Linked DNA regions of Homo sapiens: region 2 is linked to region 1. The links are chromatin loops, found by intact Hi-C in ENCODE. Cell type or tissue: dorsolateral prefrontal cortex. All regions are shown on one strand.

The links. Hi-C counts contacts between places; a loop is a spot of excess contacts. Peaks named below come from ENCODE experiments on the same cell type or tissue, not always from the same donor. Only the 100,000 strongest peaks of a DNase experiment are listed, where the experiment ranks them.
Region 2: a loop joins it to region 1, with 2.6 times the contacts of the local background. A loop is called at or near these places in 2 of 110 quality-filtered maps.

What each region holds. Positions count from the first base shown.
Region 1 is chr6:161,835,576-161,839,575 of GRCh38, forward strand. The region is part of intron 6 of PRKN (parkin RBR E3 ubiquitin protein ligase); the gene reads right to left. Among named protein-coding and RNA genes, the nearest start is that of LNCR-SMAL, 400 kb to the right of the region's middle. In dorsolateral prefrontal cortex, a CTCF peak has its summit at 1,774; a DNase peak (open chromatin) is centred at 106; H3K4me3 peaks cover 844 bases.
Region 2 is chr6:161,416,350-161,420,349 of GRCh38, forward strand. The region is part of intron 9 of PRKN (parkin RBR E3 ubiquitin protein ligase); the gene reads right to left. Among named protein-coding and RNA genes, the nearest start is that of AGPAT4, 140 kb to the left of the region's middle. RefSeq lists an enhancer at 1-87. In dorsolateral prefrontal cortex, CTCF peaks have their summits at 2,223 (motif pointing right) and 2,424; a DNase peak (open chromatin) is centred at 2,237; H3K27ac peaks cover 1,409 bases.

The sequences.
Region 1 (4,000 bases):
CCACACCGCATGCTGCAGCTGGGCCCCATGCGTTTCCACGCCGGGGATAGGCGGCACCGGCTTATCCACGCATGGGGAGGGTTGGGGAGGGGCTCAGGCACAAGTGCAAACTTTGCTTGTAGGCAACTGAGTTATCCTGTTTCTTCTATCAGCCGGCAGCACGTGCTCTTAAGGTGGACTTTTAAAAGCCTTTTTAATTTTATTTTCCCGGGCATGGGTGACCCCTGTCTCTCTAAGCCTGGAGGGTTTGCAAACACGCTAACTGGTGGTGGAAGTGTTCATTGCAGTTCACATAAAGGGTGTGTGGCTCCAGCACATATCGATTTGAAGCTGCCCACACAGACGCATTTTCAGTTGTCTTAAATTAAATACCCAATTTATTTTTTGGTACATATTTGGTTGCTTGCCAGCAAATGACTCTCAGTATATTCAATGGCTTTTTGCCAGAAAGATGACAGGCTTTTTTCTTTAAAAAGGGGGTGGCCCCTAAATAGCTTCCTTTCTGAAGAGCTCTTGGTGGCCCTCTGGTTTGTAGCAGCTAACTCGGAGTGCGGCCTTTTTACAGCCAGCTTTGGGGGTGCTAAATCTGTGCATTTTTCAAGCCTCAGTAGTTCTGGTCTCAATGCAGTAGTATTCGCTTGCTTTCTTTTCTCTTTTAAAATTTCCACACAGGGTCCTGAGAGCCCTGCCATATGTGGGCTACTCATCCCAGCAGCATGCAGAGGTTCTGCGATGCCAGTGGTCACAGGGAGTCCCCTCATCTGGTCATCCTTCCATCCAAGATCCCTGGCTCTGGATGAGGGGGAAATTGCCGTACATGATTCAGTTAAAATTCCAGCCTGAGTGGCCTCGATTAAATCCAGCCTCCTACATGCAATCAATTTTCAATTTTATCACCTCATACGAAGCAAAGCGTGAATGAGAGTTCAGGGAACTTGGATAGAGATAAAGCAGGGTCCTCTTTAATACACAGATGCTTGTTAAACCTGCTCATTATTCTACACTGTGATTTTCTACGTGTAAACCAGAGACGATCATAATTATCATATGCCTCTCCAGGATTTCTCCACGGAGAAAAACCTAAGAGTAAGTTCATCAAAATGGAAGGTAGAAAACAGGAAGAAGCTAAAATGTCATATCCAGGTGCAAACTAGAAGCCCCTCGTCCACCCTGGCCATGAGCTCCCTCCCTTCCTCTACTAAAGCATCCCCTGAACCGGGGAGAGGGACTCCACTTCCCAGTTCTTGGGCCTTCACTGCTCCCGAGCACAAGCCGTAAAATGACGGGAGCTGTGTGAGGTGCCAAGGTCTCAAATGAATGCGGGCAGCAGCACCTGTGAAGCTGATAAAACATCAGTTTGCATTTGGCTCACCTTGCAAGAGGGGGTTTTATGCCTCTCGTTTTCGCTCCGCTCCCACACTCCTGTCACCCAGCAGCTCACACTATAAAGAGCATCCCCTGCGCTCTGTCTTAAGGAATGGGCACTAAATAAAAGAGGCAGCATGGTGCTGTTAATTTTTCAGCATAGGGGACGCTCTGCCTGTGACACCAGATGGAAGAAAATGTCCTGTAGCCTCCTCCCCCCTCATCAATGCTCAGTCACACCTCTCTTTAAGCATCCTTCAGCTTTCCCGAGAAACTGGTGGAAAATGGTGTTGTCTGAAAATCTGGGAATTTTTCCCTTCCTCCTGCTAATGGCCTGGGTTGAATAAACATTGAAGAGGAAAATTTAGAAAAATGAAAGAGAGAAGAGAAACGCTCTACCCCTAGATGGGGCTACTGTCCGCAAGCAGAGTGTGTTTGTTTTTTAAAATTCAGTTCACTTACAGTGAGACTGAGATTAGGTATCAACAGAGAATTTACAATTTAAATCAAACTTTGACTCATTTAATTAAGTCTTTAGTCCTGTGAACCTCATTCACAGCCTTAGCATTGGGCTGCTCTAGGACTCCAATTGATAAACTTCTTAATTTCCTGGGTGTCTGGGTTTTTTTTCCTTTAAAAAAAAAAAAAACAACCCATACATCAAATCCAAACTGTTGAATAAACTACAAGGAAATAGTAGCCAGCAGCGAATGTTTATATGTTCCAGGGTAATAGATAATGAATAATAAGGGACTGAGGGTGAGGGTAGACTTAACAAAATGCTTGGAAAAGCCCAGGTGAGCTTCAATCTGTCCACTTGGGAAATAAGTCTGAAGAAGGAGAACTGCATTCCAATTAACATCTGTAATTTGCATTGTATGAAAGCACTAGAAAATAATAGTTTTGAGAGCTTTTTTAATGTTTCCAGAGGTAGGAGTACAGATAATCTTATTTAAGAAGCAAGCATAATAGGTCTTTCTGTCATTTCTGAGCTGCTGAATCATAGGAAGGACAGGAAACTCTACCTCAAGTCATGAGAAGAAAAGGTCTGCATGTGTCTCCTTAGCCTTAACCCCCTTGCCTAGGACAGAAAGCGGCTGAAGGAGGGCTCTGCCTCAAGTGTTTCTTAATCATTCCCTTCAGCAATGGTGCTGCTTTTGTTACATGACTGCTAAAAGAGCTGACGTGTCTGTATTGTGTACTGGGCACCATTTTACATACATTGACTCATCTGCTCCTTAAAACCATGCTATGGTTTAAGTATTATTACAATATTTACTAGAAAATTAAATAACTTGTAGAAACTCATGACCCAAATTTTTAAACCTTATTTTAGATTCTTCTAAGACCAGGGCAATTGTGAAAACTCAGTGTTACCCATAAATAAAACAGCGGGGCACTCTCCTTATCAGGAGGCAGTGTGCCTTAAAATCAGCTTTGAAGTCAAGCCAGACTTAGCTGCAAGTCCCCCCTCCATCACTGCAGGCTGCATGCCTTTGGGCAGGTCACTTCAGCCTTCCGAGCCTCAGGTTCCAAGTCTGTAAAATGGGTTAGCATCATTCCCATCTGGCAGGATTGTCATGGGGCTTAAATGAGATAACACATTAAAAGTGTTCAGGCCTCAGCCTGGATGTTAGCCCAGGTCTCGCAAATACAAGACCAGCCACCTTCCTCTTCCTCATCCTTAATGCTTCCTAATATTCTCTCTCACCTCCCACACTAGCAGCGCCATTGCAGGAACTGTCCCCGTCCCACTGCACTGGCTGGCCCAGTGCCACATACTGCAGGGAGGAGACACAAGCATGCGGCCCTGGGGAGCGCTGGTCTCTGCACAAACACGGCTCTTGCAGCTTTCACCCTGAGCTCGCCCTGCGCCAGGGCAGCCAGTCATCTTGACAAGAGCAAGGACCGAGTTATAGGTCAAGGTAAGTGGCAGAAGCAACTCACTTTGATCTGTAACTAGAGCTCAGGGAGTCCCATTCGACCCTGCAAGGGGCCTGACAAGCACAAGCCCCACCCAGGAGCCAATGTGTCTCCGCAGTGCTTGCTCTAGAGGAGGAGGGACTGGGCGAGGTGGGGGGAGGAGCAGCCTTTGGTTCAGAAGCAAAATAGGGGGAAAAAAGAGGCCCAGAAAGAAACAGAGAGGGGAGAAGAAGCGCTGTTAAGTGACAGAGCCACAAACAGAGCTCTCTTGTCTACTGAAGTGATGTAGGGGAACTGAGGTGGCATTGGAGATATGCCTCCCACAGTGAGAAAGATTGTACTGGGAAGAGATGGAGAGAAAGGTGCCCCTGAGGGAAGAAGGTAAGCCGGACACTGAGACAAGAAACCAGGAAGGCTGAGGGAGCGCCTGGAGCTGGGATGGGCTCACTCCAGGTATACAATGTGCACGTGGGGATAAGGCTGCACTAAGTCGGGGGTCACGGCTAGTAATAATAAGCAAATCACTGGGAATTACTCTCTGGGTAGGCACAAGTGAGGCCTCTCAAACCACCCTGACGTTCAGGGTGAGGGCTGGAGCTCTCTGCTCCTGACAGGGAGCACAGCACTGCATCCTCGCAGCCCAGGAAAGTTCTGGCCCATTCGAGGAGGTAGCCGGGGGTCCCACTGACTCTGGAATGCTTGGGGCTCTATT
Region 2 (4,000 bases), 420 kb before region 1:
GAGAGCGCACACACTGGGGGGCAGGAACTTTGTTTCTTTTGAGCACTGACGCCTCCCAGTGCCTAGAACAGGACCTGGCTCGTAGATGATGCCAGTTCATATTTGTTGAATAAATGTGTGAATGAGGCATATATTTGCTAAACAACTCACCCAAAGTCACTCCAGTGATAGGCCCATCAGCTCTCGGCATCCAAATTCAAACCCAGGCAGACCAACAGAGAGTAATAGCAACAGAGACCCGTTCTTACCAGTGACCCCCGACCAGCCTCATCCGCTGCTGCCTCGCAGGAGACAGTGTCCTATATTTGCTCATAAAAACCAGGCAGGGAAAAAGGCAAGCTACCAGCTTTTAATCTTATTAATATGGGCCAGAAAGGATGGTTCATGGTTCTGACCATAAGACAAAGTGCTTCAAGGCAAGGCTTGTATCAACCGTGCTACGGAGTTGATACACACCGAACTGTCACCCGTCCTCCTGCCCAGGGGCCTTGGCGTTTTGAAGACTCCCCCATCTAGACGTCCAGCAGATGCTGAGCACCCAGGAGAGAGGTCAGAATGCAGGATTTGCATTGAAAGCCACGTCTATTGGGGAAGCAGCTAAAGCTCTGGAATGAGGTACCAGAAAGAAGAAAGGAAGATGGAGGAAAGAACTCTGGAGGGAGATGGGGCCGAGGAAGGAGTAGGAGGTGTGGCTATGCTAGCTCATGCTCACCCCTCATTCAAGCTCCAGACCTGGGCCAAGAGCAAGAAGAGAGCTTGCTTGTGGGTCCAGAGTTTCTGATGGCAGCGGGTTTTTGATGGCCTGTAAAGTCATCTAACGGGCTTGGCGCAGTGGCTCACGCCTGTAATCCCAGCACTTTGGGAGGCCGAGGCTGCCAAATCACGAGGTCAAGAGATCAAGACCATTCTGGTCAACATGGTGAAACCCTGTCTCTACTAAAAATACAAAAATTAGCCGGGTGTGGTGGCGCCTGCCTGTAGTCGCAGCTACTCGGGAGGCTAAGGCAGCAGAATCACTTGAACCTGGGAGGCGGAGGTTGCAGTGAGCAGAGATGGCGTCACTGCACTCCAGCCTGGCAACAGAGCCAGACGCCGTTTCAAAAAAAAAAAAAAAAAGTCATCTAATGCCTCCAAGACCACACGCTATTGATTTAATCTCTGAATTAAAGGTCTCTGAATTAAAGTGTATAAATGTACCTTCTCCCATAACTCTGAGAATGGGGTTTGTGTCTTAGAAAAGAAAAAACTCACGGGGCTGGGGGTTACATCTATTGTTTCCTGTAATTGTCACAGCAGTACTCAATACACACATTTTCACAGGCAAGGAAACTCAGGTTAAATAACTTTCACAACACATTGGAAATTTAGGCTGCCAATTAGTCATCCCTCCGGCCCCCCTGGGTTTTAACCTCTAGACCTAGAGAACCAAATTAGATGAAAATACCAGCTTTTGTAAATCAACAGTGTCTAATAATCCCCCAAGGACAGGGCCCTAGGCAAAGCTGAGCTGGGGGAATGTAGACAGACCTCCTACTTTCCACTCCAAACCTAGACGCAGACTCAGTGGCCCACCCAGGGGCATGAGTAATGCTGGGAGCTGCAGGCTGGCTTCCCACGCTCCCTCCTGGGCCTGGCCCCCAGGCCTGGCTGACTCCATGGGGGGCCTGGCAGTATCACAGCGCAGGGCTCTCAGGCTGCCAGCAGAGCAGCTGTTGTGTTTTCAGCTGCTTATTCTCACTAAAACTTCTGATAAGGCCATCTGGAAAAGTATTACTGTATATTAATAAAAATATTTAAATAAAGTTACAGAATGGAGAGATTTACTTTGGAAGTATTAATATGTAATGAGTTAGACAGATAACGTGTTTGAAGCAGCCTCTGCCAATCTGTTTACTCCACGGAGAGAAGAAGAACAGGTGTGTCAAGCCAAACATCTTTCCTTGGCACTTGAACTGCCTTACTTGGAGCAGCTCTGACAAGCTTATTTTTGTGGTGGTGGTTGGGGGAACCCAGCATTTTTAGAGAAGAAAAGAGCAATCTTCACTCCAGAAAGTGAATCTGTCTATATTCATGTATCGGCCTTGACGTGGTTTGATTTTTCTTTTTAACTCCAGTGTTGGTTCTTTGCTCTTTGAAATCAAAACATTCTGTATTATTTCTGGGATTATACCCAGCAAAGTGAGAACAGGAGCTTCTTTTAGTAAATAAACGTGATCATCTTCCGCCAGTAGGTGTCACTGTTCATTTAGCACAAACCATACCCGAAAGGCAAGGCAATTACCTCGGCTAAAATAACAAGCATGTTTTCTGGAAATAAAATAACCAGTAAGTACTGGGAAAAAGATTATTTTCTTTCACAGGTGTCTCCAAATCAAAGCTGAAGTGTGAACAACAATTCACTCTTTCTATGGCCTCCCACATAGTATTTGCTTCTAGAGCTTTAGCACCATTGTAAGAATTCCTTCTAAACCATGTTTGTACCTCAGATCTAACTGCCTGACCCTATAAACATTTTGCGGTTGACTTTGCTTATAAAATGCATTGGCATTTTCACATACAGGCGGTGGAGTTTTCTAGCGTTCCAGCCTAAATCAGAAAACAATGTCTGGTGTTGCCTACACAGAAACAATCGTATATCATAGAAAATTAGAAGTGAGGCAGTAAAGCGAGTCTCTGAAAATACGTTGGATGTAAACACATCGTTTACATGAAGGACATGGAATTATAAGTTCACACAGTGACACACAAATATGTAAGGTCATTAGTGTTCACTAAATGCGTAGCTATGCAATGAAAATGGTGAGAATCCTTTACGAGCTAACGTGCTACACAGAGTTTGATGCTTCTTGTGCGTGATCTCACCTGTTCCCCCACTTATGTGACCATTTTACAATGAAGAAATGGATGTTTAAAGAGGACAGTGAGGTCCCTGCGCCACAGTGGTAGAAAGTGACCAACTAGCAGTCAACCAGGAGATTTTTGGCCCTAGAACCTGAGGTCCTAACCACAACACAGAGGGCCTTTCCTTTTTTCTTTTTTCTTCTTCTTTTTTTTTTTAAATGGAGTCTCGCTCTGTTGCCCAGGCTGGAGTGCAGTGGTGCCATCTTGGCTCACTGCAACCTCCACCTCCTGGGTTCAAGCAATTCCCCTGCCTCAGCCTCCTGAGTAGCTGGGATTACAGGTACACGCCACTGCGCCTGGCTAATTTTTGTATTTTTTTAAAAAACGGGGTTTCACCATGTTGACCAGGCTGGTCTCAAACTCCTGACCTCAAGTGATCTGCCCACCTCTGCCTCCCAAAGTGCTGGGATTACAGGCATGAACCACCACGCCCAGCCTCCTCTGACTTTTGTAAGGGAAATAATTAGATTCTGCTTGTGTTGAATAATTCTAGCCAGGCCGGAGTTCAGTTCTAGTCCTCCTACTTCCGACTGATAGTGGCTCTGAGTAGTTCACTTACCATCTCTGAATTTCCATTTATTTCACTGTGAAAGGGGGAAATTGGTACCTACTTGTGGGATTGCTGTAGAGATTCAAATACCGTGTTTAAGAAAGTTCCTAGCACTGCGCCTGGCACGTAAAAGGCACTTGTTTAAGAACTTGATAAGGCTGGGCGTGGTGGCTCACGCCTGTAATCCCAGCACTTTGGGAGGCTGAGGAGGGCGGATCACGAGGTCAAGAGATCAAGACCATCCTGGCTAACACGGTGAAACCCCGTCTCTACTAAAAATACAAAAAATTAGCTGGGTGTGGTAGCACGTGCCTGTAGTCCCAGCTACTTGAGAGGCTGAGACAGGAGAATTGCTTGAACCCAGGAGACAGAGGTTGCAGTGAGCCGAGATCATGCGCCGCTGCACTCCAGCCAGAGCGACAGAGCGAGACTATGTCTCAAAAAAAAAAAAAAAAAGAACTTGATAAAGTAAAAAACCCTGATTTTTGAAATAAATTAAGAGTAATGAATATGCAATAAAGCATTCTTTTCTGAAATGCGTTATGAGAG